Regions from separate parts of the Homo sapiens genome. Here regions 1 and 3 are each linked to region 2. A link is a contact called in ENCODE Hi-C or POLR2A ChIA-PET data. All regions are on one chromosome and are shown on one strand. Each heading gives the region's core, a stretch centred on a gene start or an enhancer-like site at or near the end of the contact. The rest is flanking DNA. Distances are from core to core; before and after follow the strand shown. Region 1 has its middle 36 kb from the start of CDC42EP3. Region 2 holds the start of EIF2AK2 (eukaryotic translation initiation factor 2 alpha kinase 2). Region 3 overlaps LINC03063 (long intergenic non-protein coding RNA 3063).

Region 1 (4,361 bases), core at 1,025-3,524, 480 kb before region 2:
AGCACTGGAGAGAATACAGAAAAATGGAAAACGTTAAGGATAATGAGGTGGACTGAACTGTGTTCCCTTAAAATTCATATGTTGAAGCCCTAACCCTCAGTGTGACTATATTTGGAGCTAAAGCCTTTGAAGAAGTAATTAAGGCTGAATGAGCTCATAAGGGTGGGACCCTAATTGGATAGGACTCACGTCCTTATAAAAAGGGGAAGAGACATTAGGGATGCACACACACAGATGAAAGGCCATGGGAGGACACAACAAGAAGGTGGCCATCTGCAAGCCAAAGAAAGAGGTCTCAGGAGAAACCAAACCTGCTGGCACCTTGATCTTGATCTCCAAAACTGTGAGACAATTAGTTTCTGTTGTTTAAGTCACGCAGTTCATGGTACTGGCAACTGCAGCCCTAGCCAACTAATACAGAGGGTTAACAGGGAAGACCCCCTTGAAGAGTTAGGTTCTTTAAGGAGATAAGGCCAGGATGACCCCACTTCCCAGGACTTTAGTCTTCCCTTAAGGAGTTTACACTGATTTAGTGGTGCTCTGGCTGGTGACAAGGAAGAGGAGAACATTCCAGGCAAAGGATCAGCAGGAGAAAAGTCTAGCCCTGCATTAACATTACAAGAAAGCATCTCCCACTACCAGAGCACAAGAGAAAGCTGCTTTCATGTGGCACAGGTTCAAGCAGGGTAACAGTGTCTAATCAGACACAGGTGTGTTGCCTGAGCCCAGAGGCTAAGTAGACTACCTTTAGGAGGGTCACTGTCACTCACAGTTGATCACTGGGGCATAACTTTAATCAAGCGTATGCATGGTGGGCAGACTTAGGGGAGACGGGGGGAAATAAAATATTTAAAACATGTTTTGAGGCTTGTTTCCAGCCCCAGACAGCATTTGATATGGGCAGAGGCCAGATTCAATCCCTGTCATCCAGATAACAACAAAAGAGAGGCAGAAAAGACTGTAGAGAGGATGCTTCATTGTTGCTAGGGAGATTGTCTTCCAGGAGCTCTTTGCCTAAGAAGTGTTTCTTCCACACAGATGCCAGGCAAAGTTAAATAGGCCTTCCCAGTATGCAGAGGGCAAATTGAACAAGAGGCCAGAGAGTTTGCTGAGACCCAACAGTGATGCGGGGGGCGTTTAAATACCATTCAGGAAGCCAAGTGACAGAGAGACAGCCAATGTGCTGGAGGTGGGGCCCCATCAGGCAGTGCTTCCCATATCATGACAAAGAAAATTATGACATTGGGACAGCACCATGGGGAAATGAAAGGGCTGTTGTGGCTGGCCTGGGCCCCACCTACCTGCCACAGGTGCTGAGGGTACAATGCCTCAGTGTCCTCATAGCACATTTGACACCTAAGGTTTGTATTGTGGGAAGCCTCTCCTCAGAGTACATCATCTCACTGGCCCCTGGCTATTTACGGGACTACCCTGTAGCTCTCCTGAGGGCTCCGAGTCCTCTCTGAAGGCACAAGTGGGTGAAGGAGTGGGGATACCAAATGTCGCACCATGTGAGACATGACTGCCCTGGTGGCAGTGGGGGTGGCAGTGAGTGGGGCACAGCAAATCCTCCACCTCTAACAGGGGTGATGTGGTTTGGCTACATCCCCAGCCAAATCTCATCTTGAATTGTAGTTCCCGTAATCCCCACGTGTCATGGGAGGGACCCAGCAGGAGATAATTGAATCATGGGGGCAGTTACCCTCATGTTGTTCTCATGATAGTGAGTTCTCACAAGATCTGATGTTTTTATATAAGGGGTTTTCCCCCTTTGCACTTCTCTCTCCTGCTGCCACGTGAAGGACATGTTTGCTTCCGCTTCTGCCATGACCATAAGTTTCCTGAGGCAACCCCAGTCCTGCAGAACTATGAGTCAATTCAACCTCTTTCCTTTATAAATTACCCAGTCTCGGGTATTGCTTCATAGCAGTATGAGAACAGACTGACACAAGAGGTGAATAAACCCAGAGCAAACCCAGAAAGGCCTGGGAGCCCCAGGAGCCAACTGGTGATTTAAGAAAGAGCAGAAGTGTTCAGTGTGACAGAGATAAGAGAAGGAGTAGAACTGAGACTCTGCCTCTGACTACATGACAACAGTCTTTACCAGTCTCACTGACTGGGGGCTTCTGCAGAGAATATGCTCGAGTCCCTACCTCTGAAAAACAAACACAGCCCTGCCTCAAAAACGTGAGCCACTTCCACAACCTCGAAAGGGGCATTTACACCAATGTCTCCATTTGCTCACCTCACATTCACTGAGTCACTTTCCTCCAGATCTACTGCCACCGTTCACTGAAGCTGCGCTCAGCAGTCACCAATGAACCACCTTCCTAAAGTCACAGATGTTCCCCACCCTACCTCCCTTTCTTCTCTTCTCTGCAGCACTTGACTCTCCAGGGCACTGCTGCTCCTCTCACTCCCTTCTCTCTGGTTTTCCTTCTCTCCCACCAACTACACCACTGTGAATCCTTCCCGGTTCTTCTTCGACTACTGACCCCATTGCTACCACGCACCCTAGGGTCATTCTCATTCTTCTGTTTGGTGATGTCTTGTTTCAGAGCTTCAACTGCCATCTATTTTCTGATGACTCCCACATCTCTATCTCCTGCCCAAATACAACTCCTGGGCTTCAGACCTGAATATCCAGATGAGCCCTGGACATCTCTGCTTGTTTGGCCTGCCAGAACCCCAAATTTACCATATTTCAAATCAAGTTCACCACCAACAAAAATATGCTTCCATCCTCCTTCTCCTGTGCTTGTGAGTGACAATACCATCCAGCCAGCTTCTCAGGACAAAACCCGGGAAGTGACTCCTTTTTCCACACAACCCTCTTCTTTTGCCTCCTAAATATTTCTCATGTCCAATCTCTTTTCTCCAATCCCACTGCCACTGACTCCATTCAGGCCCTCATCATACCTTGCTTCTATTATATAGCAACAGCTTCCTAACTATTTCACTGTCTTTAGAATGACCCCTGCCAATGTTTTTCCTTTTTAATTTTGAGTGATGGGCTCTAAAAATATTTTTTAGATACTATATTTTAAAAAATATTTTAAGCTTCTCTAACTGAACATCTAAACCCATAAAGTCCCTAATTAACAACCTTCAGAAACTCTCCTTTACCATACAAAGCCCAAATTCCTAAACAGGTATACAAGGCCCTCCATGAACTGTTTGTGCTAGTGGCACAACCTGGATGTAAAATCCAATGAATAAATGAAAGTCAAATACTCACTCTGCCCAACACCCTAATATGAATTAGGAATTCAATTCCACAAAGAAGGTGGAATTGAATCTATGCTGCTAAGGGTAAAGTGGGTTAGCTGTATTAGTCTGTTCTCATGCTGCTAATGGAGCAACATAACAGAGACTAGATAGTTGATTAAATATACAGGAAAGAGGTTTAATTGACTCACACTTCTGCAGGGCTGGGGAGGCCTCAGGAAAGAGAATCACGGCAGAAATGGAAGCAAACACACCCTTCTTCACATGGTGGCAGCAAGAAGAAGTGCAGAGAGAAGGAGGGGAAAAGCCCCTATAAAACCATCAGATCTCATGAGAACTTACTATCACGAGAACAGCATGCAGGTAAACACCACCATGATTCGATTACCTCCCACTGGGTCCCTCCCATGACACATGGGGATTATGGGAACTACAATTCAAGATAAGATTTGGGTAGGGACACGGTCAAACCATATCAGAGGAGGAAAGAAGATAAGCATCCTTGCTCCTGATTGGGGCACTTCATTCAGAACTTCTTCCTTTAAAATGCAACTTTCTTAGAACAGAGATCACTTCTCTCTTTTTCCTTCCTGGCAGCTGATAGGATAAGATTGGATGGAGGCCTCCTTATGGTTGGAAAGCGGCATCCTCTTTTTTCCCTCTGTTAGAAAACCAAGCAGGAACCAGGTAGAGTCCAGGAGAGAACATCCAAAGATGGATGTCATCTCAATTGCTTCCGAGTTCAGAGGAGGCAAAGGGTTCTTACATCTTGCCCACAGATTGACCCAAGTTCATGACCTGGAACAGGCACTTTTGTGAGGTGTCAAGGACAAAGCCCTAGCTGGTAATAAACAGCATGTTCTTATCCTGGAGTATTCCTCAGGAAATTACTGTGGTAGCAGGAAACCAGACAGGATTTGGGTTTTTAAAACCTTGCCTATCTTATCTTTGTAGATGTGACTAACTAGTAGGTCTTCAAACTGCCCCCAAGTAGGCATAAACCTTTGGGTCACCCAACATTATACTGGCTCTCCTAAAAAAAAAACATGTTATGTAGCCCTAATAACCTAGAGCTCCATGGGGACTGATCTCAGTGCAGTTACAGTGAAAAAACAAACAAATCAAGATGTAGC
Region 2 (4,658 bases), core at 357-2,856:
CTCTGATCATGCTTAAGCTTGCCATTTTTCATTCTTTAAGCTCTCTTGGGCAGTTCAGGGGCTCAAAAAGTCAGAAAAACTTGTCCTTGCTACTGCCATTGCTGCTGCCACAGCCATCCCACACCCACAAAGCTGACAAATGGACACACAGCACTGTCAGAGTTTTCTTGTCACCTGGAAATGCCACAAAAAGATGGCTCTGCCTCATGTCTACCTTCTAAACCTCCCGCCAGTGCTTTACATATAGGGGACTTAAGCTATGCCCAGGACCAGAGCTACAAGGAAAGTGTAGATTTTAGTTGTTGATACCCTGCAATGTGGGGTTGTTGGGGGATGGAGAAGGGAGGCTGGAGAGGATGCCTGCCTAGGTGTAATTTTTTTTTTTTTTTTTTGAATTGGAGTCCCACTCTGTCACCCAGGCTGGAGTGTAGTGGCATGATCTCAGCTCACTACAATCTCTGCCTCCCAGGTTCAAGCAATTCTCCCTGCCTCAGCCTCTGGAGTAGCTGGGATTACAGGTGCCTGCCACCACGCCCAGCTAATTTTTGTGTTTTTTAGTAGAGACGGGGTTTTGCCATGTTGGCCAGGCTGGTCCTGAACTCCTGACCTCAGGTGATCCGCCCGTCTCAGCCTCCCAAATTTCTGGGATTACAGGCATGAGCCACCGCGCCGGCCTAGGCATAATATTTAATGTATATTTGAGGTCTGTCTTTGGACCACCTTCCTCTCTTATCCCAGCTAAGATACTGAGAGTACAAACTCCTGGTTATAATTCTAACTCCGCTGCTTACTACCTGTGTTAATCCAAATTCTCTGTGCCTCAATACTCATTAGTCACTGTGCCAATGAACTCTGGAACTCTGTGTGACTCTGGGAGTGTGTCGCAGTCCATCAGGTGAGTAGAATTTCTATAAATCGAGGACTACTGGTGTTGGACTATGGTAGGAAGCTCCCTGGGGTACTGTAGGAAGCAGGTGTCTCTATTTAGCAGCAGGACTGGCCCACAGGTGCTTTTACAGCGGCTGGCAAGTGTCTGCTCATGAATGAATGGATGGGTGGGAGCGGAGTGAAGGAGATTACGCCCCCAGGCCTCTGATCCCCAGGCTTGTAAAGGTGAGGGGGCCGCGGTGTGGCAAGAGGGAAAGAGTGCTTTGGTGTTTACAGGCCCCGACTTGAACTGAATCCTGGCTTTGCCACTTACGAGCGGCAGGACCCCTGGGTGAGTTCATTTACTCAGTTTCCTCTATTGTAGAATGGAGCTGGTAAGATCCATCTTCCCAACCCCACCCCAAATATTTGTGTTGAGAGTAAGTGGAACCCTTGATTCGAGAACCTAGTGCGGCCAGCGGACTAGGCCAGCGGAGAACCCTAGGAGCCCCGGGGGCGGGGGATGGGGGTGCAGGGTCCTGGCCGTGCAGGGGCAGCACGTGGGTGCCAAGCCCGCCTGCCGGTGCCAAGCCCGCCCGCCGGTGCCAAGCCCGCCCGCCAGTGCCTCTCGCGCGCACTCTGGATCCAGCGCCAATTTACCCCAATCCCGTAGCAGACGAGGGCTTGTGCGAGAGGGGGCCGGGCGGCTGCAGGGAAGGCGGAGTCCAAGGGGAAAACGAAACTGAGAACCAGCTCTCCCGAAGCCGCGGGTCTCCGGCCGGCGGCGGCGGCGGCGGCGGCGGCGGCGCAGGTGAGCAGGGCAGGGGGCAGCCGAGGGAGCGCGGGGAGCGGGGGCCGGGGGGCCACGTACGAGGGGCTGCAGGCCCAGCCGGGGCGGGACTCGCCAATCCTGCGTCCCCAGCTCAGGACGCGGACGCTGATCCGAAGCCCCTGGCCCCGGCTGGGTCAGCACTGGGAGAGCAGGCCCAGGTCCGCAGCCCGGGTGTGGGGCCCTCCCCAAATCCAGGGAAAGGATCGTGGAGCGGGGTGGGGACTGAAAGCCATTTCCTTCCCGTGAAGAATTTTTATCAGTGCAAGTAACAAATATTTCCCAGGCAGCAGTTGTGGGGCGGGGTCTAGTGGAAGACGAATAGGCCTAGTGGCTTGACACATGGAAAATACGGAGGCCTGAAATACTCATAGACTGGCTGAACAATCTTTGGCTAAAAATCTCTTCCGTGGAGAGTTGCAGTAGTTTCCCAATTGCCTGGCCGCAGTTCCTGTTCCCACTCCGTATCCTCACCCCTGAACCTCCACCCCCTACCTCTTCTCCACACCTCAGCATCTGGAATGTTCCTTTAAGTAAGAACCAGACTCTCCCCTGCTCCGACCTTCCCCGTAGCTTTCCTGTCTCATCAGAATCCTATAAACATTTATTAAGGCTCACAGGCAAGGCCCCTCGCACCCCCTACTCCGGCCACGCTGGCTTCCTTGCTGTTCCTGGTGCACAGCCAAGCATCCTCCAGCCTCTAGGCCTTTGCACTGCTTGTTTCTTCTTTCTGGAAAGCTTCTTCCCCAGATAACTGCATGGGGAAATCCCTCCCTTATCCTGCACTGCTTCCCATGCCAGCTTATCAGAGCAGCCTTCCTCAAACAACCTGCCTATACAAGAAACCCCGCTCTGCCCTTGCTGTTCCCCCTTCCACTACTTCGGTTGTCAACATAGTAGTTATCACCTGGTGACATTTTCTTTCTTTTCTTTTCTTTTTTTTTTTTTTTGAGACAGATTCTCACTCTGTCGCCAGGCTGGAATGCAGTGGCACGATCTGGGCTCACTGCAACCTCTGCCTCTCAGGTTCAAGCGATTTTCCTTCCTCAGCCTCCCAGGTAGCTGGGACTACAGGTGCCCGCCAGCACAGCCAACTAATTTTTTTATTTTTAGTAGAGACAGGGTTTCACCGTGTTGGCCAGGCTGTATGTAGTCTGCTGGAAAGGAAGTGGAGGCATAGCCAAAATAATTTCTGGGCATTAGTAAGATGGACAAATATTATTTTTTAGTGATTATGATGGAGGTTTCTTCCAGATGAGTGAATAAGATGTAGAATCTGCTCCCCAAAGAGCTCACTAATTAGTTTAAAAAGCAGTCAGGGCTGTGTTGAAGGTTGGGCAAGGTGGAGTGGCAAGCCCATACTAGCTGACCCTCCAGCATCAAAGAAGGCTGTGTTGATCCTGATAGATGAGTGGATATTGGTGGGTACAGAGAGAATGCAGATATTGCACTATAAATGTAGAGAAAAGCAGGTGACAAGTCCTGGATGGGGTATCTGGAGATATTTTGGTACTCACTCATTCATTATTGAGCCTGGTCCCTTACCTGTAGTAATTCATGCTCTATTTTGGAAAATAGTTAAATAAGCAATTTTAATAAAGGGGATGAGCACTGTGGAAGAGCCTGTGAAGGAGTGTCTGGGATTTTGAGCTGAAATCTGTAGGAAGTAGAAATTGACCAGGCCAAGACAGCAGAAGGAATAGAGTCAAGGGCATTTTAGGAGGGAGCAGGTTGGACAGAGGCAGTTGGGAGTTCAGGAGAGAGTCCATGGTGGAAGCGTGCTTTTGAGAACCATCATTGTGTCCGTGGAATTTAAAGCCACAAACCTGGAGGTGATCACCAGGGGAGTGAGTCCAAGTAGAAAAGAGCAAGTCTAAGGACCGGGCCCAGTGATGCTAGAATATCTAGAAAAGAGGAAGTTAGAACCATAGAAAAGGTTAAAAAAAAAAAAATAGAAGAAAAGAAGTTGAAGATGAACCAGGAAAGGAGACAGAAAAGGAGTAGCTTGTCAGAACAGAAGAAAACCAGGCCCAGGTGCCATGGCTCATGCCTGTAATCGCAGCACTTTGGGAGGCCAAGGTGGGTGGATCACCTGAGGTCAGGAGTTTGAGACCAGCCTGGCCAACATGGGGAAACCCCGTCTCTACTAAAAATATAAAAAATTAGCCGGGCGTGGTGGTGGGCGCCTGTAATCCCAGCTACTCGGAATGCTGAGGCAGGAGAATCGCTTGAACCCGGGAGGCAGAGGTTGCAGCGAGCCGAGATGCCACCATCACACTCCAGCCTGGGCAACAAGAGCGAAACTCTGTCTCAAAAGAAGAAAACTAGGAGAGTGGGTGTCTTAAAAGTCCAAGCTAAGACAGGGAGAGGAGGGCGAAGAGGATGCGCAACCCCATCAAATGCTGGTTGTAAGTCAAGTAGAGAAGGACTAAGAACTGACTACTGGATTTAGTGATAGGGAAGCCATTGGTAACCTCGACAAAAACAATTTCAGTGGCTTGTGGAGACTGCATGATTGAATTGATGTTTTTTTGTTTGTTTGTTTTGTTTTTGTTTTTTTTTTTGAGACGGAGTTTCGCTCTTGTTGCCCAGGCTGGAGTGCAATGGCACGATCTCAGCTCACCGCAACCTCCACCTCCTGGGTTCAAGCGATTCTCCTTCCTCAGCATCCCGAGTAGCTGGGATTACAGGCATGTGCCACCACCCCGGCTAATTTTGTATTTTTAGTAGAGATGGGGTTTCTCCATGTTGGTCAGGCTGGTCTTGAAGTCCCGACCTCAGGTGATCTGCCCGCCTTGGCCTCCCAAAGTGCTGGGATTACAGGTGTGAGCCACCGCGCCTGGCCACTGAATTGATGTTTTAAAAAGATCATGATGTGGCTGTATTAAAAAAGAAAACAGATAATAACAAGTGATGGTGAGGATGTGGAGAAATTAGAACCCTCGTGCATTGCTGGTGGAAA
Region 3 (4,381 bases), core at 1,207-3,706, 430 kb before region 2:
TCCAGTTATAAGGAACAGCATGAGCAAAGATGTAGAGGTGAGAGAGAGCATAACACATACAGCAGCTTCACATTATTCAGTGAGTATGCATCCAAGCATACGGTGTGTATGGTGGGGGCAGGGAAAGAGTAAAGAAAATGCCACTCAAGAAAGGTGAGCAAGGACAACCATATGTCATGCTAAAGAGGGAGGCTTTATCCTAGACATCATGCGGAGCCAACGAACAGGTGGATGCAAAGGAGGGACATGGATCGGATTCACATTTCAGAAAGATCACTCTGGATAGAGAGTGGAGAACGGATTGGAGGGAAGCAAGTCCAACCTTCTCATGTCACAATTTAAAAAGTAACTCCCTTATAAATGACTTGCTCAGGCTCACTTAGCTGGTGAGTCACCAAACCAGTTCTGTGACCCCATATCTAGTTACTAATTATAACAACCTTTCTTATAACCATAAGCATTTACAGGGTACTCTATTACTACCGTTATTGCTATTGTTATGTACACAAGGTTACAAAAACTAAATAATAATAGAACTAGAACTAGACTCTATGTTCTAGGCCTAAACTCACATTCAACACCTTTTTTCACTTTAAGAGTAACTTTCAAGCTATGTCCCATAAAGTCTTGGGTGTCTGTGGAGATGCCTAAAGCAGAAACTGGCAAGACAGAGAGTCAGACTCTCCATCCTCACTTTTCTATCTTTTATATTTCTATGAAGCAAGAGCTCCACTACTTAAAAAAAAAAAATGAAAACCACTGTAAGCCATGATATCCACCATGCAATCACTAAGAATGAAATCAGGTCAGACACTGTGACTCACACGTGTAATCCTAGCATTGTGGGAGACTGAGGCAGGAGGATCGCTCAAGGCCAGGAGTTTTTTACTAGTCTGGGCAACATAGCAAGACCCCCATCTCTACAAAAAAAAAATTTTTTTTAATTAGCCAGGTGTGGTAGCTATAGTCCTAGCTACTCAGGAGGCTGAGGTGGATGCCATCACTTGAGCCCAGGAGGTCAAGGCGGTAATGAGCTATGATTGCACCACTCTACTCCAGCCTGGGTAACACAGCAAGATTCTGTCTCAAAAAAACAAAACAAAACCAAAAGAATGAATCAGTGACGAACAAAGGATAGGACCATATACCCAAGGCCCTCAATATCAGTGGTTCCCCATCTGCCGATTCAATCAACTGTTCATAGAAATATGTGTGGGGAGGAGAGGAAAATAAAAAATAACACAAATCAAAAACAATATACTACAACAACCATTTACATAGCATTTACATGGTATTAGGTATTATTAGTAATCTAGAGATGATTTTAAATATGTGGGAGGATGTACATAGGTTGTATGCAAATATTATGCCATTTTCTACCAGGGACTTAAGCATCCCAGGATTTTGGGATCTTCTGGAGCCTTGGAACAAATTCCCTGCATGACTGTACCTTGATCTTAAAAAATAGGGGTAGAAAATAGCTTATGAGAAGTGAAGCAATGGGTTTGAAATAAACTTAACAAGTCCTGTCTCCTTTTCTATTGACAGGCTTTCTGCCCTGCCCCCGACCCCAGGAAGCTCAGGAAAGCTTAGTGAGACAGCAGGAAATCTAAAACACAGAATCTGTCTTCAGCAAAACTGAATAGTTTTCAATCTTCACAACACCCACTTTCACCACCCTTCACCATGGAAGCTTGGCCACCTTCCTTACTGAAATGAAATAGACCTGACTGCATCAACTACATAATGTTTATTCCCTGAGTGTCTACAAGTGCTATTGTCCCAAATGTCGACTGTGGAATATCTCATCCCACTCTGGAATTTGCATCTGGAAAAGTTTAAACTCTGGGAGAGGCCAATTGTTAATCCACAGGTGGAATTTCATGTCCCTTTGTGTCTTTGACTTGTCAGTCTCCAATTTATTACTCACATGAAGATAATTTCATTCTCTGGACTCAGAGAGGCAGAAAACAAGGAGGGGATATGAATGTGTTGGTCAAAGTAAATAAGCAGATGATTTTTATGATAGGCTAAATTGAACTATCATAGCCTCATGATTTTGAAAAGCTCTTTCCAAAGCTGAATTTACCTGCGGAGAGGTGTTTAGAAACCCCCTTTTGGTTTATAGTTCAGTCATGCTCCTATCTCCCCCCTTCAACGTAACATTCTGGATCAACTGCCCCTGTGTAACCAATTCTCATACTTAAAGTATAAAACTAGGAAGGATTTTTTCCTCCATTCTGAAAATTAATCTTTCACCTTAGGAAAAGATTTATACTTCTGAGTCATAGAAAAGCCAACACCCTCCAGCACTTAGAAGCAACCTCAGAAAAAGAAAAAGGAATGAAAACAGTGAATCAATTTCCCTTTCCACACAGATCTGAGAGATGAGATAGTTCTCGTGTCTGCCAAGGGGCTTCCGGCTCCGACAAGTTGAGTCAGCATGCTGCAAATCGTTCTAGATGGTTTTTGGACCACATGTGACAGCTAGAAGAAACTAAACTGGGTCAGGCTAACTTTTGCAAGGTGCCTTAGGATTTTAAGAGCTAAAAGGAAACTATAACTCAGTTTTGTGGCTCTTGTGATCAATACGATGTGAGGGTAAATGGTAGCAATGTGACCAGGCATGCTGCCCTCTCTTGCCTTTTGTAAGTGTCGTTACTATTATAATAAGACTCATGGGTGTGGCATCCATGAGGAGGTGCTGCTCAGATCTCCCTTTAAGAGAGAATCTGCTCGACTGTAGTGATCATTTCAGTGTGTATATGCATATCAAAATATCATGTTGTACACCTTAAACATAAACAATAAATTTAAAACTATAAACAACTTTTAAAAAGATAATATTTAGTGAGAAGTGTAGTTATCTGCCACCCTACAGCTGTCACAGCTGTGGGATCCATTACAGCATCCATACCAGGGCCACGCTTCTCCAGAGCTGCTCCTAGCCAATGATTGAGCATGGGGAGAGGGGACAGAGGTAGGAGTCTGCTAGGGCTGGGCATGCCTGCCCTACTGGGAAACTGTTGCTTCGGATGTCCCTATCAGCCTAGCCAAGACTTTCTCAGAGCTGCCCTGCAGGCTGAAACTCTACCTGCCCGATTCTTCTTCCTTCCTGCTCTCCCTTTACAGATGTGAGACTTGCATCATGGTCTGAGACTTGTCCCACCTGTTCCTGCTCCCTCTCCCTTTATCCTTCACAGGCATCACCCCCTAGTCAACGTTTTGCATTCCTAATTCCATCTTGGTGTCTGTTTCCTGAAGGAAATGAGCAGAGGCAGGTGGAGAGGGGCAGGTCTTTCTTCTCTCACCCCATCTCTAACCTCTCCTCCTCATGTTGCCTTAACTTTCCAGCCAGCCCACGCCTTCCCCCTTAAGCAGCAGCTGTGGCCTTCAGCAGTGTTTACCCTTGGCAGTCATGTGGTCCTTTTGCCATTTACTTTCCCAACAGAAACACCAACCCTAAGCAGATTGGAAACAGCACATGTGTCTTTATAAACTGAAAGTAAATATGAAAAGCCAAAGAGGTGCTGAGATAGTAGGGCCAAGTCTGTTCCACCTGAAGATTTGAGGAGTGTGTGTGTGTGTGTGTGTGTTTGTTTGTGTGTGTGTGTGTGTGTGTGTGTGTGTGTGTGTTTATTATCACTTGGGGGAGGAGGTGGCAGATATCCCCAAATTAGAAATAATCTTCTCATGATTTTGAGAAAGAATGAATACAAATGTATCATTCTACCTTTTCAATACCATTGCCTACCCCAAAGTTACCAGATCACTTAGCAAATAGCAGAATGATTTCACCTGTTTTCTTCTTTTTCCCTCTCTACTTTCATAAATCAGTAAGATAGTCAAAAGTTGGCAGGGAAGAAAGTCAGGGAGAATAAATATGAATGAACTGAATAAGCCACAAACTATTCAATCAATGTTTAATCAAGCAATTGTACAATTTAGAATGGCCATTGTCCTGTTTTAATTTTTTCAACTAATCTATCCAAGTGATCGTGTCATTTTAATTGCAAAAATGAAAAAGACCTAGGAAATCAAGAAGACAGTGAGTAAAAAGGAACAGCTGGGTGTGACTGAGTTGCCTGCTTGGAAGCAAGCAGAAAGATGTAAAGTGTTTGAAAATTCCTTCCACCGTTGGATTCTAAGGTGAGGAAATTAATTTTTAAAATTAAAACACAGACCTAATTCCTTTCTACTGACACCTGCTTAGTGTATGGACTCTGTTCACTTTTGCTTGAAACATAAAAGATGGCTTATCTCAGTCAAATTCTGTCTACCCCATAGGGATTTCATTCTCAGCATGCCAGAAACATTTAATCCTTTCTCTTTCTCTCTCTTTCTCTCTCCCCTCACTCTCTCTTCTCTTTTTGCTTCTTTC

Evidence for each region. Hi-C counts contacts between places; a loop is a spot of excess contacts on that map. ChIA-PET counts read pairs that join two places held with the same protein, here RNA polymerase II (POLR2A). Pooled maps may share reads with other maps.
Region 1: a loop to region 2 is called in a pooled map, with 4 times the contacts of the local background. The contact joins the enhancer-like site here to the promoter of EIF2AK2 in region 2. A Hi-C loop is called at or near these places in 1 of 168 maps with a recorded cell type or tissue (transverse colon) and 5 of 50 pooled maps. POLR2A ChIA-PET finds 5 or more read pairs at or near these places in 2 of 52 experiments (T-cell and activated CD4-positive, alpha-beta T cell).
Region 3: a loop to region 2 is called in a pooled map, with 5 times the contacts of the local background. The contact joins the enhancer-like site here to the promoter of EIF2AK2 in region 2. A Hi-C loop is called at or near these places in 5 of 50 pooled maps. POLR2A ChIA-PET finds 5 or more read pairs at or near these places in 2 of 52 experiments (CD8-positive, alpha-beta memory T cell and activated CD4-positive, alpha-beta T cell).

What each region holds. Positions count from the first base shown.
Region 1 is chr2:37,633,169-37,637,529 of GRCh38, reverse strand. No RefSeq gene overlaps it. Among named protein-coding and RNA genes, the nearest start is that of CDC42EP3, 36 kb to the left of the region's middle. RefSeq lists enhancers at 1,637-1,866, 3,399-3,468, 3,489-3,688. Within about 2 kb of position 2,274, at least 11 of the 41 ENCODE cell types and tissues checked have a DNase peak (open chromatin) inside an H3K27ac peak, as active enhancers do.
Region 2 is chr2:37,153,928-37,158,585 of GRCh38, reverse strand. EIF2AK2 (eukaryotic translation initiation factor 2 alpha kinase 2) reads left to right here and starts at 1,606. Exons shown (of 17, transcript NM_001135651.3): 1 at 1,606-1,678. RefSeq lists silencers at 1,307-1,496, 1,697-1,816 and an enhancer at 1,547-1,676.
Region 3 is chr2:37,584,431-37,588,811 of GRCh38, reverse strand. All of the region lies in intron 1 of LINC03063 (long intergenic non-protein coding RNA 3063), which reads right to left. Among named protein-coding and RNA genes, the nearest start is that of LINC03063, 24 kb to the right of the region's middle. Within about 2 kb of position 2,456, at least 30 of the 41 ENCODE cell types and tissues checked have a DNase peak (open chromatin) inside an H3K27ac peak, as active enhancers do.